Regions from separate parts of the Homo sapiens genome. Here region 1 is linked to region 2. The links are chromatin loops, found by intact Hi-C in ENCODE. Cell type or tissue: dorsolateral prefrontal cortex. All regions are shown on one strand. Each heading gives the region's core, and the rest is flanking DNA. Links, peaks and the distances in the headings are about the cores only.

What was found. Hi-C counts contacts between places; a loop is a spot of excess contacts. Peaks named below come from ENCODE experiments on the same cell type or tissue, not always from the same donor. Only the 100,000 strongest peaks of a DNase experiment are listed, where the experiment ranks them.
Region 1: it touches region 2 in a loop (3-fold over the local background); 2 of 110 quality-filtered maps call a loop at or near these places.

Annotation. Positions count from the first base shown.
Region 1 is chr12:92,018,689-92,030,011 of GRCh38, reverse strand. All of the region lies in intron 1 of LINC01619 (long intergenic non-protein coding RNA 1619), which reads left to right. Among named protein-coding and RNA genes, the nearest start is that of LINC01619, 120 kb to the left of the region's middle. RefSeq lists an enhancer at 7,915-8,448. In dorsolateral prefrontal cortex, for the core only: no CTCF peak of the experiment used is centred there; no DNase peak of the experiment used is centred there.
Region 2 is chr12:91,572,417-91,583,739 of GRCh38, reverse strand. All of the region lies in intron 1 of LOC105369896 (a long non-coding RNA gene), which reads left to right. Among named protein-coding and RNA genes, the nearest start is that of LINC02823, 250 kb to the right of the region's middle. In dorsolateral prefrontal cortex, for the core only: CTCF peaks have their summits at 5,427 and 5,628; a DNase peak (open chromatin) is centred at 4,859; H3K4me3 peaks cover 1,387 bases; H3K27ac peaks cover 989 bases.

The DNA of each region.
Region 1 (11,323 bases), core at 3,854-6,353, 450 kb before region 2:
TAGCATTGGAATAATGAAACTGCTTTAATAAGAACAGTGAGATCCTTTGTCAAACCCAGACCGGTTGAAAAGAAACACATAAGAATAAGGCCTGTCCATCTATAATTTTACACAGGTTATTCATACTATAATTAACCAGGGAGTCACTACTCTTGTCTTGCCTCATTGGGCTGGATAAATTAATCAATCAAATTAGCAACTTTTGCCACGCATTCATTAGGATGTGTAGACATGACTCCAGGGCAGGCCAGTCTTCAACTAGGAGCAGTGGGTAGGGAATGGAAGGTGACAATTAGAAGGATATGCCAAGGCTGAGCCAATGTAAGGAGCATTGAGGCATCATATAGGAAAGCCCAATATAAGATGAAAAGGATTCCTGGGATGTTCGTCTGCATGGATTTTAAAGACTGGGTTGTTAAAAGAACAGAGAGTGGCAAAGCCCACTTTGCTTCATTCAAGTTAATCAACATATCTCATTTCCATCTGGCCATAATGCTCACCATTTTTATGGTAATCATCATGGTCAGCAATCAGAGATGTGTGTTAAAACCCCATTCCTTCCAAACAGAGATGTGAAACAGAGGAAATCTAAGTCAGATATTTCAATGCAACATGTATGTAGGTGGTAGTGTAGTCTCCCTTTTACACCTAAGAGAGCACATCACATGCCCATTGACTCATTCCGTTATTTAATTAACCATCATTTATGGTTGAGCAGAACCAGTACTAATCAGGCATGGTGCCACATAGTGGGGAACAAATGAACATCTATTTTGCCCTCTAGATAGTCACAGATCCATGGATACATAAGAAAAGATGGAAGAAAGAAAAGGGCCGGCTCTCACTGGGGAGGAGAAGAAGGTGTGCTAGAGAAGGTGATGCCTGAACAAGGTGTTTAAGAATAAAACAGAGATTCCCCTGGGAAATGAGCACAGTCTTCTTAGACAGAGGCAATAGCTTGGACAAAGGCACAAAGTGGCCTGGTGGGCCTGAAGAAGTCTGTGTAATTTGCTATGACAGTGTGAGAGGGAAAAGTGGTGGGATGTGATCTGCTGATTTGGCAGCATCCAAATCATGCAGGGTCTTGAATGTTTCTGCTTCTGTTCTAAGGTAAAGAACTTGGCACAATCCAAAGACCTGAGCTCATAAACACACAGCAGAGGAGAACAGAGGCTACTCAGTTAAAGACACAGAGGAGTATCAACTAATTCTTGCGTTCATTTTGCACACACCTTGAGATTGGGTTTGTAGGAGTCTACCTCTCAGAGAAACTGGGTATTATAATAATACAGCAACTCATAACTTTTAGAGAACTGCTATATATTTTTCCTTGACTGCAGAATATGTTTTGAAAAAATGAATACCATTTCTAGCTTTAACTTTAAGATGCCTTAATTTGAGAGACCATTAGTCATGAAGGTGTTTCCATAGCAAATGTGTGTGGGATGTCCTAGCTTTGTTGGCAATGGTTCAAGGGAACTTATATCATTAAATTGGGATGAGGCCTGGCATGATGGTTAGAAAATTCATGGCACTGTTCCCATAGCACACGAGGCCTCCATTTAAGGGCAAGATAAAGGAAAGGCAAAGACCAAGAGGAGAAATGCTGGAATGAAAACAAGTAAAAAACGGAAGATAAAAATGGAAATCACAGTTCAGTGTGAATAATAGGAATGCAAATGGTACTACTAAAATAGGAAGGAACATTACTTTTCAAAAAGGCAAAGCAAAGGAAAATTGTAGTAGCAAAAGCATTTTGCATGGTAAAATTGTACACTGTGTATGCCTGTAAGAAGCAAAGCCACCTACTCTAATTTTTCCCAGCTCGATGCTGTGAATTTGGTGAGTCATTTTATGAAGGTTTACTATAAAGCCCCAATCTGCATATTTTTAAAAATAATACTCTTGGATTAAATCTTCTTTTTCCCAGCAGCTGCCTACTAATGGTCCCATTTTATAGACAAAATTTTTCACCTGGGCTAGTAAGTAACACACTTTTAAAAAAAAAAATCAGTAAGTTTATGGAATAACCCCTAGGGCTTACTGCTAAGTAAGAAAAAGTCATGGTGAAAAAAAATGTGTCCACCATGCTACTATTTAACTAGGAATCTGAATACAAATTTGCTTATGCTAAAAGCAATTGCAGGAAACGATTATTTATGGAGGAGGGTGGAAACCAGGTGGTGGGGGACAGGATTCACAGCTAGATATGTCTGAATCTATTTTGTTTTTGTTTTGAATTCAAAAGCATATAAATGTTTAACACGACTATAAAAAATAATCATGAAACAAAGCAATCTCTGAAATTTGAAAGCGAAATGACATGAATGAACCTAAGTCTCAAATTAGTGGCATACTCACAGAGAGGAATGATTTCAAATGATACAGTATGTAGATATCTCCTAAGAAAAAGAATTGTGAAACAATTTTACATTGTTTTTTAAAATTATTATTGATGATAGTGTTGTTACTGTTTACATCTGCCTGCCTGCCTTCCTGCTTTCCTTCTTTCCTTCCTTTCTTCCCTCCCTCCCTCTCTTTCTCTTTTCTCTCTCTCTCTTTCTCTCTCTCTGTCTCTCTCTCTCGTTCTTCTTGAGACTGTTGTGTGCATTATGGGATAAAGCAAGTGAAATTATGTTGGTATCAGGAACTAGGATTTTTGGTATGGAAGAAAGGTAATTTAGATTTAAGAGAAAAAACGTTTAAGTAAAAACCTTGTAGTCTTGGCCAGCTGTGGTGGCTCACACCTATAATCCCAACACTTTGGGAGGCCAAGGTGGGAGGATTGCTTGAGCCCAGGAGTTTGGGACTAGCCTAGGCAACACAGCAAGACCCCATTTCTACAAAAGAGATTTTTTTTTTAAATGGCTGGGCATGGTAGTGCATGCCTGTAGTTCCAGCTACTCAGAAGGCCAAGGCAGAAAGATCGCTTGAGCCCAGGATTTCAAGGTTGCAGTGAGCTGTAATTGGGCCACTGCACTCTAGCCTAGGTGATGGCCAGAACTTGTCTCAGAAAACAAAAACAGAGCCAAAAAGAAACCTTCTAGTCTTTAAATTATATTGTAATTATTAATTGAAATTGTGATGTATTTTAATGTAAAAATATAAATTCCCTGGCTCTATTGACTGAAAAGACTTAGCAATAATGACAAGGTAGGTAAAATGAGTATCTCTGGGTTCATTTACTAGGTTCAAAATCTAGTGCTCAGACTGTGAGCACTAAAAGGAACCTGGGATCTTTGGGCGAGAACTGATCACAGATCTGGGGCAGGAATTGTGTAACATGAACCTGGAATAATTTATCATACTGAAGGGCAAGAGAGCTAGCAGTGACTTTTGGGGCTATGTCTAAAACACTTTGGAGCCAGCTAGGGAAGCCTTTTTCTAGGCAAAGATGAGATGATGTGAGCCTCAATAAAATAATAATAACTACAAGAATTAAAACAATCAACTATGTTTTAACCTATAGTGTTTCCAAAACATACACACACACATGCACATGTGATTGAATAGTTAGTAATATTATATATTATTGTTAATCACCTCTAATTATGATAATGAATTGTGCTTAGATTTAAGGAAAAGTTCTTATTTCTGATTATATATGTATATATCAAATATATTCATCTTCATATATATTCATTCCTATATATATATTCATTTCATCTTCATGTATAAATTCATGTATATCTTCATATATACATATACATATGAAGATATACATAAGATGAAATGATGTGATGGCTTGGTTTTGCTTCAAAATAATCCAGTGGTGTGGGGGGGAATGGAATTAGATGGGGGTGTAAATAAAACAAGTTTGACTGTGAGTTGACAATTATTGAAGCAGAGTACATGGAGTTTATTATATTCTTTTTTCTTTTTTGAATTTTGAAATTTCAAAATATATTTGAAATTTTTCATATAAAAAGTTTAAATAAATAAATTGCTTTGCTCATCTCTCCCTGTAATCTGATGAGCCTGCTTTCCAGTGTATTTTCATGCCTCCATGGGAACTACTCAGTAAATGTTTGCAAGTCATCACGCTGCTGTTGTTGAAGATATTTCTCTAGCATTATTGAAGATTCTCATGGGGGATGAAAATTGAACAGATAGAGAAATGAATTCTAGGCGTAATTCAAGTCACTTAGTGGGTAACTCCTTTTGGACAGTTATGAGCTTTCAGACTTGAACATTTGATGTTTGGAGTTCTAAAAGAGACTCCCGTCTCAAAGCGAAAGACAGTAGTCTTCTTATCTAGGAGTAATACTTCTATGAACCACAAAGAAACAAAGTTTCTGAACTCAACTGGTCATGAAAATTGGCATGATGTGGTCTCATGACTGATTACATCCTCAATTGCAGGAAGACTCAATTGCTAATTATTTTACCATAAAGCAGTTGAGCTCATGACTATCTTTGGTCAGTAAGTATTTGTAATTCTTTACTAGCAAACTCCATGCTTCAGTGTATGGCATTAAGTCACTCTGAGATATTTGCTGTCATGCTGAAGGTTTTAATGTGTATAATCTTTCATTTATGTGGTACCTTTTCTTGTATTATTGATATTTTTCCTCTCAATTTATTTTTTCTGAAACAATAATTCAGATCTCTGATCTCCTGTGTATAATCCTATAATTGTGTTTTTTCCCCCCATTTGTTGTATTTTCCATCTCTGTTATTTCGATCTAATTTCTGGGCAATTTCTACAACTTTATGTTTCTAATTCTACCTACTTAAAAAATTCTGGTCAATCAGAAAGAATCCTTTCATATATTTCTCATGGTCTCTTTAAAAAATAGCATCTTATTCTTGTTTGATTTGTTTTGTGGATATAATATCTTTTTATATTTCTCTGAGGTTATAATATTTATTTATTTATTTATTTATATTTAGGGAGTACAAGTTTCTCACATGCATATATTGTATGTGAAGTGGTGAAGTCTGGGCTTTCAGTGTACCCGTCACCCAAAGAGTGAACATTGTACCCAATATGTAGTTTTGCAACCCTCACCCCCTCCTACCCTCCCACTTTTTGAAGTCTCCAATGTCTATTATTTCCCTCTGTATGTTCACATGTACCCATTGTTTAGCTCCCACTTATAAGTGAGAACATGCAGTATTTAACTTTCTGAGTTATTCACTGAGGATAATGGCCTTCAGTTCCATCCACGTTGCTGCAAAAGACATAATTTTATTCTTTTTTATGGCTGAGTAGTATTCCATGCCATATATATATATATATATATATAAAACATATATAAATACATACTTTATATACTTATATAAAAATGTATTTTTTATATTTATATAAAATGTGTGTATATATATAACTTCATTCAGTCTCCATTGGTGGACACTTAGGTTGATTCCATATTTTTGCTGTTGTGAATAGTGCTATGATAAACATATGAGTGTAGGTATGTTTTTTATATAATGATGTTTTCCCTTTGGGTAGATACCAAATAGTGAAATTGCTGGATTGAATGAAAGTACTAATTTTACTTATTTGAGAAATTGCTATAATGTTTTTCATGAAGGTTGTACTCATTTACATTCCCACCAATAGTATGTAAGCATTCCCTGAAAGTGTAACTTTTTAAGAGTTTTATTCTGCCCTTTGAATTATCTCTTTTCCCTCCGAGTTATATTATTTATTTATTTATTTATTTATTTATGTCTTTGCTTTTCATCTTGGTGGCGTACTTTAATACCTGGTAATCTTTGGTTGACTCTTCACAATAAGAATGATACTGTAAATAGCTGATCAAATGCTCTGTGTATGAGGCTGAGTCTTATTGACTGCTGAGTTTTCTAGTAACTAACTCATTAATTGGGGGCCCCCAAGGCTGATATGGCATAGGTATCATTCATTCAGAGAGGTACCAGGACTCTCAGAACGCACTGGTCATAAACAAATCATTCAAGAAGACTGTGTGTACAGACTGAATTCAAACTCAACAGTAGTTCTGTCTCTTAGACAGGATGGTTTCCTCAGAGAGGACTTCTCTAGTCTCCTGTCTTGGGTGAAATAGGAATAATAATCCCACCGTCAAATTTGGAGGGTTCTGGGAGGCCATTTTTTTTTTTATGTGTCCATGGATCTGTTGCCTAGGCTGGAATGCAGTGGTATGAACATGGCTCACTGCAGCCTCAACCTTTTGGGCTCAAGCAATACTGCCACCTCAGCCTCCCAAGTAGCTGAGACTACAGATACACACCATCATACTTGGCCGTTTTTTTTTTTTTAATTTTAATTTTTAGTAGAGATGGGGTCTCACTATGTTGCCCAGACTCATCTCTAACTCCTGGGCTCAAGACATCTTCCCGTCTCAGCCTCCCAAAGTGTTGAGATTACAGGCCTGAGCCACCATGCCCGGCTAGCGGGAGTTCTTTCCATAGGATTTCATTTAATCTATTAGCTGTGCTTCCTGTTCCTGGAGCTCAGAGCTTCTCAGATTTAATTTCTCCAGAATCATTACTTTTCTGTCTTCTCAGCTTAGTTAGAGGTAATCACCTAGATATTGGAATAAGGGAGGACACTTGGGGGTCTGATTGTTTTTTATTTAGTCAGACTTCCTTCTTCTTCTTCTTTTTTTTTTTTTTTTTGAGACAGGATCTGGCTCTGTTGCCCAGGCTGGAGTACAGTCAGTGGTGAGATCTTGGCTCACTGCAACTTCTGCCTCCCTGGCTCAAGTGATCCTCCTACCTCAGCCCCCCAAGTAGCTGGGACCTCAAGCGCATGCCACCACGCCTGGCTAATTTTTGTATTTTTGGTAGAGACGGGGGTTCGCCATGTTGCCCACGCTGGTCTCGAACTCCTGAGTTCAAGTGATCCACCCACTTCAGCCTCCCAAAGTGCTGGGATTACAGTAGTCAAACTTCCTTCTAAGAGTTCATTCTTCAGTTCTACCCTTTACCCTCACCTTCAGAGATACTCAGAGCCTCCAATTCCTAAGTCATTCTGGGTTTCTTTTGCACAAATTGTCTTGCTTCCTGTTGGCATGCCTCTCTTCAGGCATAAAATTTAGCCTTTTCAGATTTAGCAAATCAGTTACCACTTACACAGCTGCTTTCTTTATTCTTTCATTTCTTTTTTCTTTTCTTTTCTTTTTACCACACTTCATTTGCTGTCATTTCCTTTCCCATTCTTTTAGCTTTTATTGGTTTAAAATGTCTCTTTGTATGTGTGTGCATACCTGTGTACGTGTTTAATTTCCTTTTTTTTTTTTTTTTTTTTTTGAGACAGAATCTTGCTCTGTAGCCCAGGCTGGAGTGCAGTGGCGCAATCCCAGCTCGCTGCAAGCTCCACCTTCCGGGTTCACGCCATGCTCCTGCCTCAGTCTCTCGGGTAGCTGGGACTACAGGCACCCACCACCATGCCCGGCTAATTTTTTGTATTTTTAGTAGAGACGGGGTTTCACCGTGTTAGCCAGGATGGTCTTGATCTCCTGACCTCCTGATCCGCCCGACTTGGCCTCCTAAAGTGCTGGGATTACAGGCATGAGCCACCACGCCTGGCCTGTTTAATTTACTTTTAAGTTTTTAGTAGCACTCTAAAATAAAATAAAGTAAATATGTAGACTTAATCCATTAAGTTTAACCAGAAGTTTTACTTTTAAATTCTTAAAATATGCCTCCAACTATAATTAGTTTTTGACTATAGAGTTCATCAGCATTTATGTGTACACATATAATGTACACATTTATGTGTACACATATAATGTACACATTTATGTGTACACATATAATGTACACATTTATGTGTACACATCTTACACATGTAGCTCCCGTCCTCATATCTAAAATAAAAGCTGAAATTAAAGAAAAAAGATTTAAACTTAACTATATATATATTTTTTTCTTATCATGCTTTCTTATATCCCACATTTTTCTTTATCTTGGAATCTTAGTTTTGTTGGCATACATATTTGAATAACTTGTTCACATTTTAGTAGAAATTGATTCGGATTACAGGAGTTTATCTGCAGTGATCGTGGGGACAGGACAGGGCATTCTGCTAGGAGGAGGTTTCAGCTGGTCTCAAGGGTATCACTAGCTACTTGTGACAATGAATTGTCCCATCTCTTTGGTCTCAGAGCCCATGCTCATCTGTTTAGCCTGAGGGCAATTCCTGCTCTCTTTTGCTCAGCTTAGTCAGGAGGTAGGGGGGCTGGCTGATCAGCCTAGTCCCTCTAAATGCACTGCCCCAGTTAATCACTGTGACAATTGCTCCTTGACCTCCTAAGGCTGCCTGAAGTTCCCATAAGCACTCTCATCTCTGCACTCTCTCTCTCCTATGTGTTTTTTTCTGGTCTTTTTTTTTATGAAGAATTCAATCCTATCTGCTCTATATCTTTTATAAATATCTCAACATCTTTGATGTTGACACCACCCTTTCTTGTTTTCTAGTGCGTTACGAATGTATTTATTTATTTGATCATATCAGAGTAATTGGGGTGGGAAAGAACACGTGTTCAGTCTGCCCTTCTGCTCCTATTTTGAGACACACAGACCCCCCCACATGCAAACACACACAAATATTTAAACGTAGTGTCCCTGCTAACCAACTTGTCTGCTATTGTTCATTGTTTCAAAATGAAAATTTGATTTGGTCTTCCTTCCTTCCTTTGGTCTTGCCTTAAAAGAAAATCTGCTTATCCTTCTTTTTGTTTAGTATAATCCAACCTGTAGGTAAAAGTCTGTCTTTTTAGCCAGCCACAGATAAAAAACTAACAACAAAATCCTAGCTCTGATATTCATTTACTGTGAATACTCTGCCAAGTGGCGAAGAATGCATTTCCAGTATAGACTCCCCACTGGTACTAAAGGCATCTGCAAAGACATAGTCATATGAAAGAGAGCCAAAAACCTACAATGAAGTTAGTGTTGTGCATAACGATTTTCTTTAAATGTACTTATCTTAAAAGGACTCTGTATGTTCCTTCAGGGAGATGGAGACTTTCTCTTCCCACATTTTTAATTGGCAGTCACTCCATTTTCTGGAACTGCATTATGAAACTGTTGTTCAATACTTTAATCAGTACAAAGAAAAATTAACACTTTATTAGAAAGTTATGTTTTCTATAAAGTATATGATTTTAAAAGAGGTGTTTCCGTACTCATTCAGGTAAATTGTTCTCATTTATGGGCAACAATTATTGCTTCCACCATGAATTCCATCTCTGCAGTTAAAATGTAAAGCCTAAGAATATAAGTTAACTTATGACATTTTATTTTAGGGATTTCCCACATTAGAGTTAAGGGTAGAGTTAGTATTATCACATTGTATGTAATAAATGCATATCATAAAATATGGTTTACCTGAATTGATGTAATCCTTTTAGATTGAAGGAATGATGACTCTTCTTTCACACCCTGTAAGGAAACATATTCATAGTTGCAATGTCATTGTTTATGTAAATTCAGGAAATCTGATCACTATATAGACAACAGTATTTTGTAAAAAAATAAATAAAAAGGAATATTTACATATTTAATGTTTTTAACAACTTGAAGTCTGTATATCTGACTTTTGGGTTCTCAGCTAGACCATTTTTCTCTCAATCACGATTCATGTTCTGATACAGGTGTGATTCATGTGTACTTTTGGACGTTAGTTGGGGCCTCTTTTGCTGTGCATATTACAGTCATGACAGATGTCTCTGTCCTTGGAACATATGTTGAGTCTTATCTAGATTTTGGGGTAAATAATAAAAATGAGAACTAAAAGGCACAGAGAATTCTGCTGCTGCAAGAGATTTACCAGGCAAGTTATTCCATGTTTTTCATTGTTTACATGAGAAAACTTAGGCCTAGGAAAAGAAATCCCTTAAAATTAAATGCCTTAAAATCTCACAACTGGCTAGCACTAGCCATCGACCATAGAAGTGTACATCACTGGTAGGTGGAGTAGGTTTTTCAGCATCTCTCACTCCTGTTCCTGCCTCGAGCCAGATGATTCAAGTTAAGCTGATGCCAAATTTCAAGGTATCTAAAAATATTCTCAGCTCTAGAATGTGGATAATACATATTATATATCTGCTTTACTTTTGAAGAAATTTACACTTAAAATTTATTTTTCTTCTCTTTTTTTCTTAATCAACTATAGCTGAGCTTATTCTATGTGAGTATATAAAATAAATTAAGTTGCTATGGTAAATCTTTAATAACCACAGTATGGAGAGTACCGGAATTGGATAAAAATGTTTCTTGCCAAAGAACAAATACAGTAATATAATATTTATCATGAGTCCTTGAAAGAGTTCTGGTCTGTTAAACTTGGGTATTTATGTTTAAAAGCTAAACTGTTTTCTGGGTAAAATCAAACAATCCCACAAGTAAACAGTGAAGTAACTTAAGTAATCAACTGTGCTTTGTGTAAAAGCCATTTCTAGAGGTTCAATTAATGAAGAACAGATTTTTTTTTGTTTGCCATGTAACACTTGTAGTGGAAAGCTAGATTACTATATAGTTGATATGTTGCCTAAAGCATATTATTTTATTGTGTGTGTGTGTGTGTGTGTGTGTGTGTGAAAGAGAGAGTTTATAAGCAAATCACTACCTCTTTGGTAAATTAGTACTCATAAAAAAAGTAAAGGGTCTCATTGCAGCTTGGTTTGGAGGAAAGAGCACTGAATTAGAAAACTCAAGTTCCCCTTCTAACTCTCATGTTCCTACTTGTGTGATGCTAAGAAAGCCATTTGCCTTCTCAAAATCTCAGTTTCCTCATCTGTAAAAGCAAAGAGAATGACATTCCATTTCAAAACCCCTTCCCAGCCCTGAAGTTTCATAATTCTCTTCAATGAAATAAGTATTCTTACTTTGCTGATCCTAGATATTGTTTAGCAACAATAAGTGTCAGAATGATTTGTTACCGCATTTTCTTCTTGGAAAGAAATGCATGAGAAAGTATTCTGTCTTACAGGACACAGCCTATATTTAGAAATATTTTTCTTCATCAACCTAGCAAGCTTTATCTTCTTGGGGATTATTGGCAACTTTTTGGTTATTATAACTAAAATTTCAATTAGACCTCTTTACCACAATCAGTACACTATATAATAAAGATTTTTAATTGACTTTTTCTCCAAGAGGAATATAATAGTTCATACTCACCTATATATTCCTGTAATAGGTCCCATGAAGCAGGGATTATTTCTGCTTAGTTCACAATTTAACCCTAGAGTTTAGCATAGAGCACGGCATCTAGTATGTGTTCAATGAAGAAAGACATTTGGTTGAATCTACCCCACAGAAATACAAAAGAAGAAGGTGTTTATATTAGTTCAGAGGGAAATAGAAAATCTAGATGAAATGGGTAAAT
Region 2 (11,323 bases), core at 4,566-7,065:
TAAATTTTTTACTAGATAATCTTTATTTTTTTTTTATCATATGGGTATCCTAACGTGGTTCTTTAATTTTACTGGAGAATCCCCAACATGCTAGGTTGCACAACATGGCTGAACATAATTTGGGATGGACAAAGGAATACAGAGCAAAATTTTTGCTGTTGGTACAGAGGCTACAGATCAAATTGACACTACCTGCTGGGGTCCCAGGAGGATACTCAAAATGGAGAGACTTGACATGGTCCCCAACTGTGGTAAGTGGGCAGGGAATTGCGAGGGCCATTTAGCTGACTCATTTGCTCCCCATATAAAGCTGAGTCCTCCTTCTTAACTGTAGCAATATAAAAGTTATTTTATTCTCTATCTGCAGACTTGTCTTACATCTCAATTAAGAATTTGGGTAAGATGGAGAGGTAGCTGTGTCTTTAGAGCTGATATTTAAAATCAATAACATTTCAATTATCCACAGAGAGCATGCACAAATAAATACAAAGAGGACTGAGAAAGAATTCTTAAGGTATATTATTTATAAAGGATCTGAAAGAATAAGAAGAGTCAGTGAATTAAATAGAGAATGAGTGACTGAGAGGTAGGAGAAGCTACAGAAAGAGAGAGACAGCCAATGAGAAGCTTTAAGAAGATCCAGTCAGTCAGATTCAGTGATACACAGCTCTAAGAGAAGGACAAATCAGAAAGGCAATTTTGCATTCCAATATCCATTCAATTGCAAAATACATGACAGTCTCCAAAAAGCCTTGCAATACACTGTCATTGTTCATTGCTGGCGTGTAATCATTATTGAAATGAACATGAGTTCCTGAAGGGACGAGATTGTGTACTGTTCATTTTGCGTGCCTAGCCCCCATTGGCAATGAGCAATGTATTTGTGCAATAAATGGTCTTATATTCCCTCTCCTCAATCTTGAGTAGATATTTTTATTGTGTTTGTTTTACAGGTAAAGAAGTAAAATACTTGGCCAGAATCACCAATTTCAGTTAGTGACTGAGCCAGACTCCTGATAATTGATACCGCGCTGTTTAATAGCAGTAAAACATTCAAATCTCACCTCTCTCACTTCCTTTACATCTTTGTTCAAATGTTAATTTCTCAATCAGGCGAACCCTGAAGATTTCATTTAAAATAACACTTCCTTCTCCAACCATTCACCCTATTCTACGGCTCTTCACCACAATTCTTTCTTTTCTTTTCTTTTCTTTTTTTTTTTATTATACTTTAAGTTCTGGGATACATGTGTAGAATGTGCAGTTTTGTTACATATGTTATACAATTTCGAATATGTTATACAATTTCGAATATGTTATACAATTAACTTATTTGTTGTATTTCTAACTTACCATTGATCCAGGATGGAAGCTAGAGTAGAAATATTTTTGTCAGCTTTCTTTCTTTTCTTTTTTCTTTTTTCTTTTTTTTTTTTTTTTGAGACAGAGTCTAGCTCTGTCACCCAGGCTGGAGTGCAGTGGCCAGTCTCGGCTCACTGCAACCTCCACCTCCCGAGTTCAAGCGATTCTCCTGCCTCAGCCTCAGCCTCCTGAGTAACTGGGATTACAGGCACTCACCACCACCCCCAGTTAATTTTTGTATTTTTAGTAGAGACGGGGTTTCGCCATGTTGGCCAGACGGGTCTTGAACTCTTGACCTCAGGTGATCTGTCTGCCTCGGCCTCCCAAAGTGCCTGTATTATAGGAGTGAGCCACTGCGCTCGGCCGTTTTTGTCAGCTTTCTTCACAGATATAGTCCAGATGTTTTCAAGAGTGACTGGCATTAACTAGATATTTAAAAATTATATTTGTTGAATTAATTAAAAGGTACAGCTTTTTGGAAGCATAAGAAAATGAAACAACACTTTTATAGTCACAGAATTTAATTGGGTTTTAGAAAATATTAAACTCTAGCTTTTTCACTTTTCATCATTATAAAATTCCTGAAGCTAATCAATGAGCAAAACATTAGTAGTACTGCTACTTCATGTAAGTTATGTAGCACCCTGAGCTCTTTGGCAAAAAATGACTCTAAAACATAATATATGTTAACATATGTAAAGTGGATAGTGACTGATTTTCAAAACATTATTCATACATGTGTGACTTTAATTAGGAAGCTATAATAGATACACTATGAATTTTCATGAAGAAAAAAAACAGCATCTGGACTTGAGATTCTACACAAAGAAAAAGCTGGGTTTCTTCCTTCTTGTCCAGAGTATATAAAACCTATATTTCCTTCAGTCAGAATTTTCTCAAAAATAGCAAACTAAAACTCTAGTAAAATCAATCAGCTTTCACCACCAGTTTTAAAAATGGTAATTCAAAGCTTGTAAAAAAAGGACCGTGATTCCACATTTTTAATTTTCTCACAGAACTATAACTTGAAAATATGTTCTATACATTACTATTTTGTATATGTAGTTTTTAAAGATATTAACTTGTTACAAGTATATTTCTCTGAAGATGTTCATCTTTTTTGCTGTTTCTTTTAAATTATTTTCAACTGTAAACCTACTGAGATTTGAGTTTTTTAGCACTGTCAAAAAATACTTACTTCAAGAAACATTATTCTCCTAAATGTATAGAAGATATTTCAAGAGATCATAATTTCATATTAGATATTCATAAAGAATTTTCTTTCATAAAATAAACAGATTTTTGCCATTTTATAAATGCACATAAAAGCAGTAACTGTTCTTAATTTACCAACATTTCTTTTTGCCTCCTAGAACACTTACATCTGATATAATAAGATAATTACTAAGTGTCTTATAAGTGTTTCTTTAATGTATCATCTCTCCCAAAACTTTGAAATCTCCTGGAAGACAATAAACTGCTGAAATAATTCTTTCCCCTCTTCTGTTATTAAACATAAAATAAGCATTCAAACATATTTGTTTGATTCAACAATTGAAAATTAATTTGAATACTACCCATTCAATGCAAATAACTATACATATACAAAAATTATGGGTCATTATCATCCTTTAAGTCAAGTAAATAAGTAATTGTTCTAAGAAATTAAAAAGCTATATTTTTCCTTTATTGTTAAATGTTAAATAATTCAATATTGCTTCCTTGCAAAATTACTCAATGAATATATATTGCTTTGATCATTCAAAGTTATGTATATATACACATACATATACACACATACATGGATATTCAACTATTTGCTGTGCACTGTGTTGGATCCATTGTACGTGTTTTCTTTCTTTCCTCCCAACATCTCTTAAAAACATAATTGTCTTCACATTACAGATGAGGGAGCTGAAGATTAGAGAAGCACAATTAATTGTCTAAGGTTTTACTGTCAGTAACAATCAAAGCTGAGATTTAAATGCAAGTATTTAGAATGCAAATTTAATTATATTTCCAAAATATTACAGCTAATTCTTCACATGCATATTCTATCTTCAAACAAATGGGTATTACTGGTATATATTAAGTACATATATAACATACTGAAGCACATTCTAAGAGATAGAGTAGCCTGTAAACATAGATCAGCAACTGTAAATGGATACACAGTAAGGCATATACAGGTACAGGACTGGCTTTCTTGACTTGACATTAAGTATATGCACCAAGTAAAAGAGAGCTGCATTTCAGCCCTTTTCAGTGTGGCTCTTATTTGGGTTAGAAAAATGGTGATTATTTTTTATGACAGGAAGGATCAGATCATCTTAATTCATCATCTCCTTTGCATTCACTCTGAATCATTTTTCTGTCTTGGCCTACAAATTAGTAATGTTTTTTATTGCTTAACAATGCAAAGAATTATCTCATCATCTAAGTTCAACTCTATAATATTTAAGTTAATCAATATTTGCCATTTGTTAGGCATATGATAGATATTCAGATATTTACTAAGTTTAGACTGTATGACGGATTTTCTCTGAAACTAAGACCACTAGGTCAGTTAAAGTATTCCATCCAAACCCCACTGTGAATTATATTGCTGATTTTAAATGAGCTTCTATCCAGGCTGTTCAAGCACATGTTTCTTTCAGATCTTTGGCATCTCTGATTTTATTCTACCTTCAGGAATTAGGAAAATCAAGCTGAGTCCTTTAGTTTTATGTTTCCTCTGTATAAGTAGCGTCTACAATAAATACCAAAGCTTAAAGATTAATAAATCCCTCCACGTACAACAGGATTTATGACAGAAAACTGCAGTATTTTTACTAATTATTACAAATGACAATTGAAAATACTCACTTCTGGCTTTGCTCTTTTTATGACTGTAAAAGCCACTAGCATAAGGATGCCTCTTTTTGGTTAGGCTCATAATCTTTGATTTATCTTCTTCAATTCTGAGAAAATAAGCACTGAGGGGGGTCTGGTTTATATTACTGGGACAAGACAATGGCTCTAATCTGCAATCTTCTATTTTGTTTCTGCTGTTCAAAGACCAATTTCAATTTTAACTTGCCTGTTGTCCCTTTTCTGTTGGTAGAAAGCTGTTTTGATTACAGGAGGGGTGGAGGTGGTGGGGGTGAGGTGATGTCAGTGGTGATGGTGGTGGTGTTGTGTGTGTGCCTGTGTGTGTGTGTGTGTGTGTGTGTGTGTGTGTGCGTAAAAAGGAGCTAGGCTAGTAGAGGAATGGGAGGCAGCATACATAAGCTGTATTTGTGAATCTGCTTATAAACCTAACAGATTTTTCAGCTGAAATTTGGCCAATGTTAATTGTACACACTGAATTCATGCTGGGAAAATCTCTTTGGAAAAAAAAAAAAAAAAAGACAGAGAGCACAGCCGGCCTGTTATGTAAGATGTTTATTTTCATCCAATCCAACCCACCATAGGCAGTACAGAAAATAGGCCAGTGCTTCTGACCGGTGACATCACCTCATCATCAGGAGAAAGCGGGAATGGCTGATCACCATATTGTTAGTAAAGAGGATAATTTCCTTTCACAATTGTTTTTCTTTTGGAAACCTTTATTTCTGGAGATAGTGATCTCATCTCTGTGGGATGTTTATTTCTTCAGATTCTGTAATAACAGTGAAGCTACCTGGATTTCAGTTCTTGTACAATGCACATAAACACTTATTTTGGTGCTTTTTCTCTGGGTCTCCAAACGTTAAAAGATTGGATGATTTTAGCAGAACATTGACCATCCTAAGAAAATTGTGACGGGAAGAGGAATAATTATTCTGATATTTAACCTTATGAAGTATTTTATGTAGCCTTTGGTAATTTGCTTTGCAGAATGCCTCCTTTTCTTAGGCTGTGTCACATTATATTTGGGTAGATGGGCATTGTGTTTATTTTATGAATACTAAGAATGAAATGCACAGTTTTTAGAAAGTGTTTTAAGCAGGTCATTATCTACGCTATAATATAGACGTTTTTGCAATTTATAAGTAGTAAAGTGGGTGAAATTTTGTGGGTGTGTGCATGTAGCTTTTTTTTCTAATTCAAAATTAATAGAAAACTAAAAATAGGGTCTTTATTATAGAAGCTAATTCAGCTACTTAGAAAATATACCACAATAAAATTAACCAGTCTGTGGTTTGTTTATGACAGATTTGGTTAAATGACTTCTTTCTGTTACGGGACAATTTTCAGGATTATTCAAATTCACCCACTTTTTAAAATAAATAATTTGCCTATTCTTGTTTCATTCTCCCTCTAGAGGATATCAGTGCGTATTACAATTCAAACATTAAATATGCCAGTAGGTCTAATTTAAATACAGCACGATCCTGAGAACTGTTCCTTGACTTCATTTGTATTCAACTTAACTCAGTTCTAGAAGCCATTATCTTAAGTAGCTCTAAGTTTGCAGCACTTTTTTCCTTTAAACCTAGGTGTCAGTATCTTAAGGAGGTCATTTTTGTTTTGTTTTGCTTTGTTTTGTTTTTGTTTTTTTAAACAACAAAATCAATATCTTAACCCTCGTGAAGAGCAGTACTGAAATGGTTAGAGTTTCAGTTTCTAATATAATGAGCGGTGTGTGTTTGTGACTCTAAAAGTCTAATTATTGTGTTCTGGGATATCCACATTACATCTGCTAGGCAGTCTTTGAGGACACTGGAGGCCATTTAATGTTGTATAAATTAAGTATCACAATAAAAAGTGGTCCAGTAACCTGCAGATATGACAGTCAAATATTAGAATTGGTACAAAAATATTTATGGACATTCACCTGAAGATGAGCATAGGAAAGGGCTCCTTATCTTGCTTTCAAGAGACATGAATGATTTGATTTGCGAAAGCTGCCTAATCATTCAGAGCCTATTTTCTCTATCAGTAAATAGGAATAATTATATCACCTTTTAGTAGTATGAAGACCAAGTAAAATCTAGAAAATGCTTAATATGTGACTGACTTGGAGTAAATTATTTTCTCTTCTATTGTAATAAAAATTCTCTGGTTGGAGCTAAGAAGTGAAAATATAAAAATTAGCAAAACCTTTCGGGAGATTCCCCTCATTTCTTGATTTATTTTCTTATATGTTCTGTACTTCCAATTTCAGAGTCATGGCATGATTTTATCTTCAAAATGTTGTTACAGGACTCTTGCAGAAATGCCAGTCGTAGGTGGACAGTCTGGAAAAAGAAATCCATGATTCTGTTTCTTAGTGTGAGACTGTGGGGCTTTATTTCTTTTTGGTGGGACATAGAAAGGGAGAAATAGGTAGTCATTTATGTTTTGATTTAGAAGTTCAGCATATAAAGTTTCAAAAAGAAAGATGCTATAGAATATAATAATATATTTCTATTTGTATTTTAAAAGCCTAAAAATTATTTATGAAACTATTTGCAGGAAGTTGGGATTAGGCAGAAGTTTGGAAAACTTTTTCTTTCTCTGTACGGTTTACATAAAAATATTTTCATGAAGAATATACATGATAAAATTTCTTAAGGTGAAAGGTAAATCTTCCATTTCTGAACTCCAGTACCTTAATTTCCCTCTCAAAGACACCCACAGTTTATAGTTCATCATTTTTGTAAGATTTTGCTAGGCAATATATACATACATATATATATATATATAAAAATATAAAATGTTTGTTTTCAGTAGGTGTGTTCTATAGTCTTTGTGAACACTGAATTAGTCACTACTGTACCATTGCTCCTATGGGAAATACAGAGTTAGGTTTCTGAAAGCCTTTGGTCACAACAGTGTCATCATCTGATCTATACGTAACTTTGTTTTGTGTGTTTTTGTGTATGAAGGCATCTTATTTATGATTCATTAACATTAAACTCACAGCCACTATAGCTCATACCCAAACAAAGTTTATCACATATATTTTCACCATAAGGCACATTACAGTCTTCTTGTGCTTAGGAACAGTAGACAGCACTTCAACACTATGCTTGGGGGAAATTTTAAACAGTAAAATCACCAGCAAAAAAGCACAAAAATGAGAAACATTTGGCACTAAATAGACCATGAAAAGGACACTTGTTTATAGTATGGAAGCTGAAATAAGAGGGCAGAGCATTGCCTTCTTTAACCTAGAAAGTTCTGCAAGTATTGATTTTGGAGTTATTAATACAAATATATCTTAGCAAGTAGAAGAACCCATGAATAATGAGGATCAACTGTATATATATGTATGTATTTATATGTATGTGTGTATGTATATGTATATTCTTTTAATCATACACTAGCAATATATTACACGCACTGTTCTGACAGTTGCTTTACAGTATTACTCAGCAGACTCTGAAGTCAGACTGTGGGATCAAAACCTGTCATTACCCTTTGCTAGCTGTGTTACCTTGGGCAGGTTACCTAACTTTTCTGTGCTTCTCTTTACTCTTCTATAATATGGGACTTATAAGGGTATTTACTTAATGGAGTTGTCGTGAGGATCAAATTATTTGATACACAAAAAGCATTTAGAATATATCTGACACATCATAGACATTATGTATTTGCTGCATCATCATTTAAGATATTTGGATAATATTCCTTATTGACCTATATAGCAGGTTCTCACTCTTTTTGAAAACAACATTGTGTTACATCATATGGATACATCATAATTTTTAAACCTGGTGCCCACAGAGGGCATTTATATAGCTTTGTATCTTTTGCTTCAATGAGAATCATCTAACACATTTTCATGTACACGTGGAAATCAACCTGTAGGCAAAGGGGTTGTGCAGTTTTAATTGTATATATATTACCACATTTCCCACAGATTTATTATAATAATCATGTATAATTTAAAAAGCTATTTACTTTCAATAAAAAGAGAGAAAAGAATGACTCTTAGCTTTTATCTTTTGCTCAAATGCAGATTTTTTAATGCAATAAATTGAATAAATAATCACATTTACCATGTAAATGATTACAGTGACATTTAATGCCACCCATTTTTTAGGTCTATTAAACACCAAAAAGTTTGCAAATATTTTGCAGACTTTACATAAATTATATTGCCAGTCTAGAATATTCTATCAGTCCAGTAAGAATATACCATCTCAGTTAAGTAGGAGTACACCTATCATTTCCTCTACTTGATACTTCTCTTTATGTTAGTAACTCCCCAATAATTTCACTTATTACATTGTGTAAAAAATGAAATCGAAAGCAGAATAGCTGATATACCCTCTGCTTTAAAGGCACTAGTATTAGCTGTAGAAGCTTGAGAAAAACACAAATCTTGCTCAAAAAGGATTATTTTTAATACAAAGAGCACTAATAACTTCCACAAATTAACTATGACATTAAGTAGTCTTCCGGCTTCTTCAATATTTCCACCTTGCTGGCGTTTGCTCGCCTTCCAAATCACTGAAGGAGAGGCATGATTGAGCTTTTGCTTCCTTTCACAACTTTTTCAGAGCAGATTATGTTTCACTTCTTTTATTTCCTTAATTGTTTCTTTCGGAACATTCATTAATCTCTTTACAGGCAATCACAAAGGTATCAGGAATTCTGATTATGGGCTGTGGTGACAATAACCACAAAGGACTGAGCTGAGGTACATTTTCAACAAGGGGAGGATGTCTTTGGAAGCTCTCTATGGGATTGAAAAAAGGTTCTAGAAAATAGCGTGAGTCACTCTTATTAAGGGAGTCAGGGAGGAGAACAGCTGTGCAAAATTAGTACCAGTATCTTCCTACCTTTCATTTTAAACTTTTCAAAAGATTTTTTCTGGTCAGTTCCTCCTGAGAAGGGCAACCTAATCAGACATAATCTTTGCTTTTAGAGGTTACCATGGTGACTGGCCAGGACACACTGTCTTCTCTGGACATCATAAACACACATTTTCTATGGTGCTGAATAAGCCTGTATACCATCAGAGTCTTTCTTTGATTGATAAAACAAATAGGGAACATTGAAATGGTTCACAGCAATCAGAAATGATATTTTCCCATATTGATTTTTTTTTCTTTCTTTTTGCCCTTTCTCTATCTGTGCCATGTCTCTTTGAAGTATACATCAAGGCACAATACTTATTGTAGGAAGCAAAATCAAGTGAATCTTTTTTTTTTTTCATGTGGACCAAGATAGTCAAAGATTTTCCTTACCACTTATGTTCTGCCAAGTGAAAGACAATTTCACTTACCCAGGTTGACAGACAACAGAGACTCATACACAATCAGAAGATAGTACTGTGACTAGGTGAGTGTGAGAGCAATCACTAATTTGTGAGAAGTGGGGCAGAGAGAACAGTGCATACTAATTTTTTAGCTTCTTGAACAGACTTTATTTTTTAGAGAAGTTTTAGTTTCATAGCAAAATTAAGTAGAAAGTACAGAGTTCCCTTGTACCCCTTTCCGCTACAGCCTCCCGAACCATCAGCATCCCCCACCAGAGTATTATTACATTTGCTACAATTAGTAAGCCTGCATTAATACATCATGATCACCCAAAGTCCATAGTTTACATTAGGGTTCAAGCTTGGTGCATATTTTATGGGTTTGGACAAATGTATAATGACGTTTCTATCTTTGTAGTGTTATATAGAATAGTCTCACAGCCCTAAACATTGTCTATACTCTGTGTATTCATTGCATCCTCCCACCCTAACCTCTGCAAGCACTGATTTTTTTTTCTTTTTTTTTTTTTTTATTGTCTCCATAGTTTTGTCTTTCCAGAATGTCACAGAGCTGGGATCATACAGTATGTAGACTTTTCAGATTGGCTTCTTTCACTTTGTAATATACATTTAAGGTTTTCATATTTTTAAAGGAAATCTCATGTTCCTTTTCTGTCATGTGAACATTTCATTTTCCAAAGGCTTCTGACCAAAGTGTTGTTAGCAGAAAATGCCAAGCACCAACTTCTTCAAAATTTGAAATCAATTTTTCAGGTGGGGAAAAAAAGAGCTAATGGAAACACACACACAAAAAATACAGAGAGAAACAAACACATACTACCACCACCACCAAAAGACAAGATGGCAAGAGAAGGACTGACCTAGATTCTGAAATGCATAAGCTTTAGAATAGCAGATAATGACTGATGGATGGGGTGAGGTGGGAGCGAGAGGGACCTCTAACAGTGAGTGAAGATGTATGAGAAGAATCCTTGAGCATAAAACTACCTTTAAGCTCTGGACTCTCCAAAGCACACAAATGCTGTTATGCAGGGGTCGAAGAACCAGAATAATCCTCTGTACCCCAGCTCCAAATTACCCATAGAGCAGAAGAAATGTCCAGAGAGTTGTTAATATTCTCTTTCTGGTAGACTATGACTCAATGCTGGTCTGAAGTATTCTTCAATTACCTGATTTAAATTAATTGCCTTCTCAGTACAGTCAGAACTCTTTGTTTATGACTCTTGTGAGCCAATTAATCATTTCAGGTTTTGCGTTACTGTTATTTATGTTCTCGTCTTTCTTCTTCACTAGACTGCAAATTCCTCTAGGACAAGCATCTTATTTTTCTTCAACTTTGTGTTATGCAAAGTATATTACAAACAGGAAAAGTTCAGTAAGCATTGGTTAAATCAAACTGAGCTTTAGCCAGTAGGTGTATGATAGGAGTCCTTCTCCCAACAAAAGGACATTTATGGATGCCAAAGTTCTTTACCAATTTTATTATAGTCCAGCAAAACGGAAGGCTATGATAGACAAAAACATGGTGAGTAAACATTTTGAGGTACTCTCTTTTTCTTATCCCCTAACTCACCATGAGTCTTTCTGAGTTTTGGTTTAAAAAAAAAATATCTCAACACTTGGAAGAAGGAATTTGAAAGCATAGATGGGTTTTTTTGCAATAAACTAGTACACAAAACAACACCCCCCAACACACATACACCAAATATCCTTATAAAGAGAACTCTGGGTTGGGGTGGGGGAGAAATGAGAAATGAAATAGAGCGGTCTGTGTCCCAAATGCAGAGG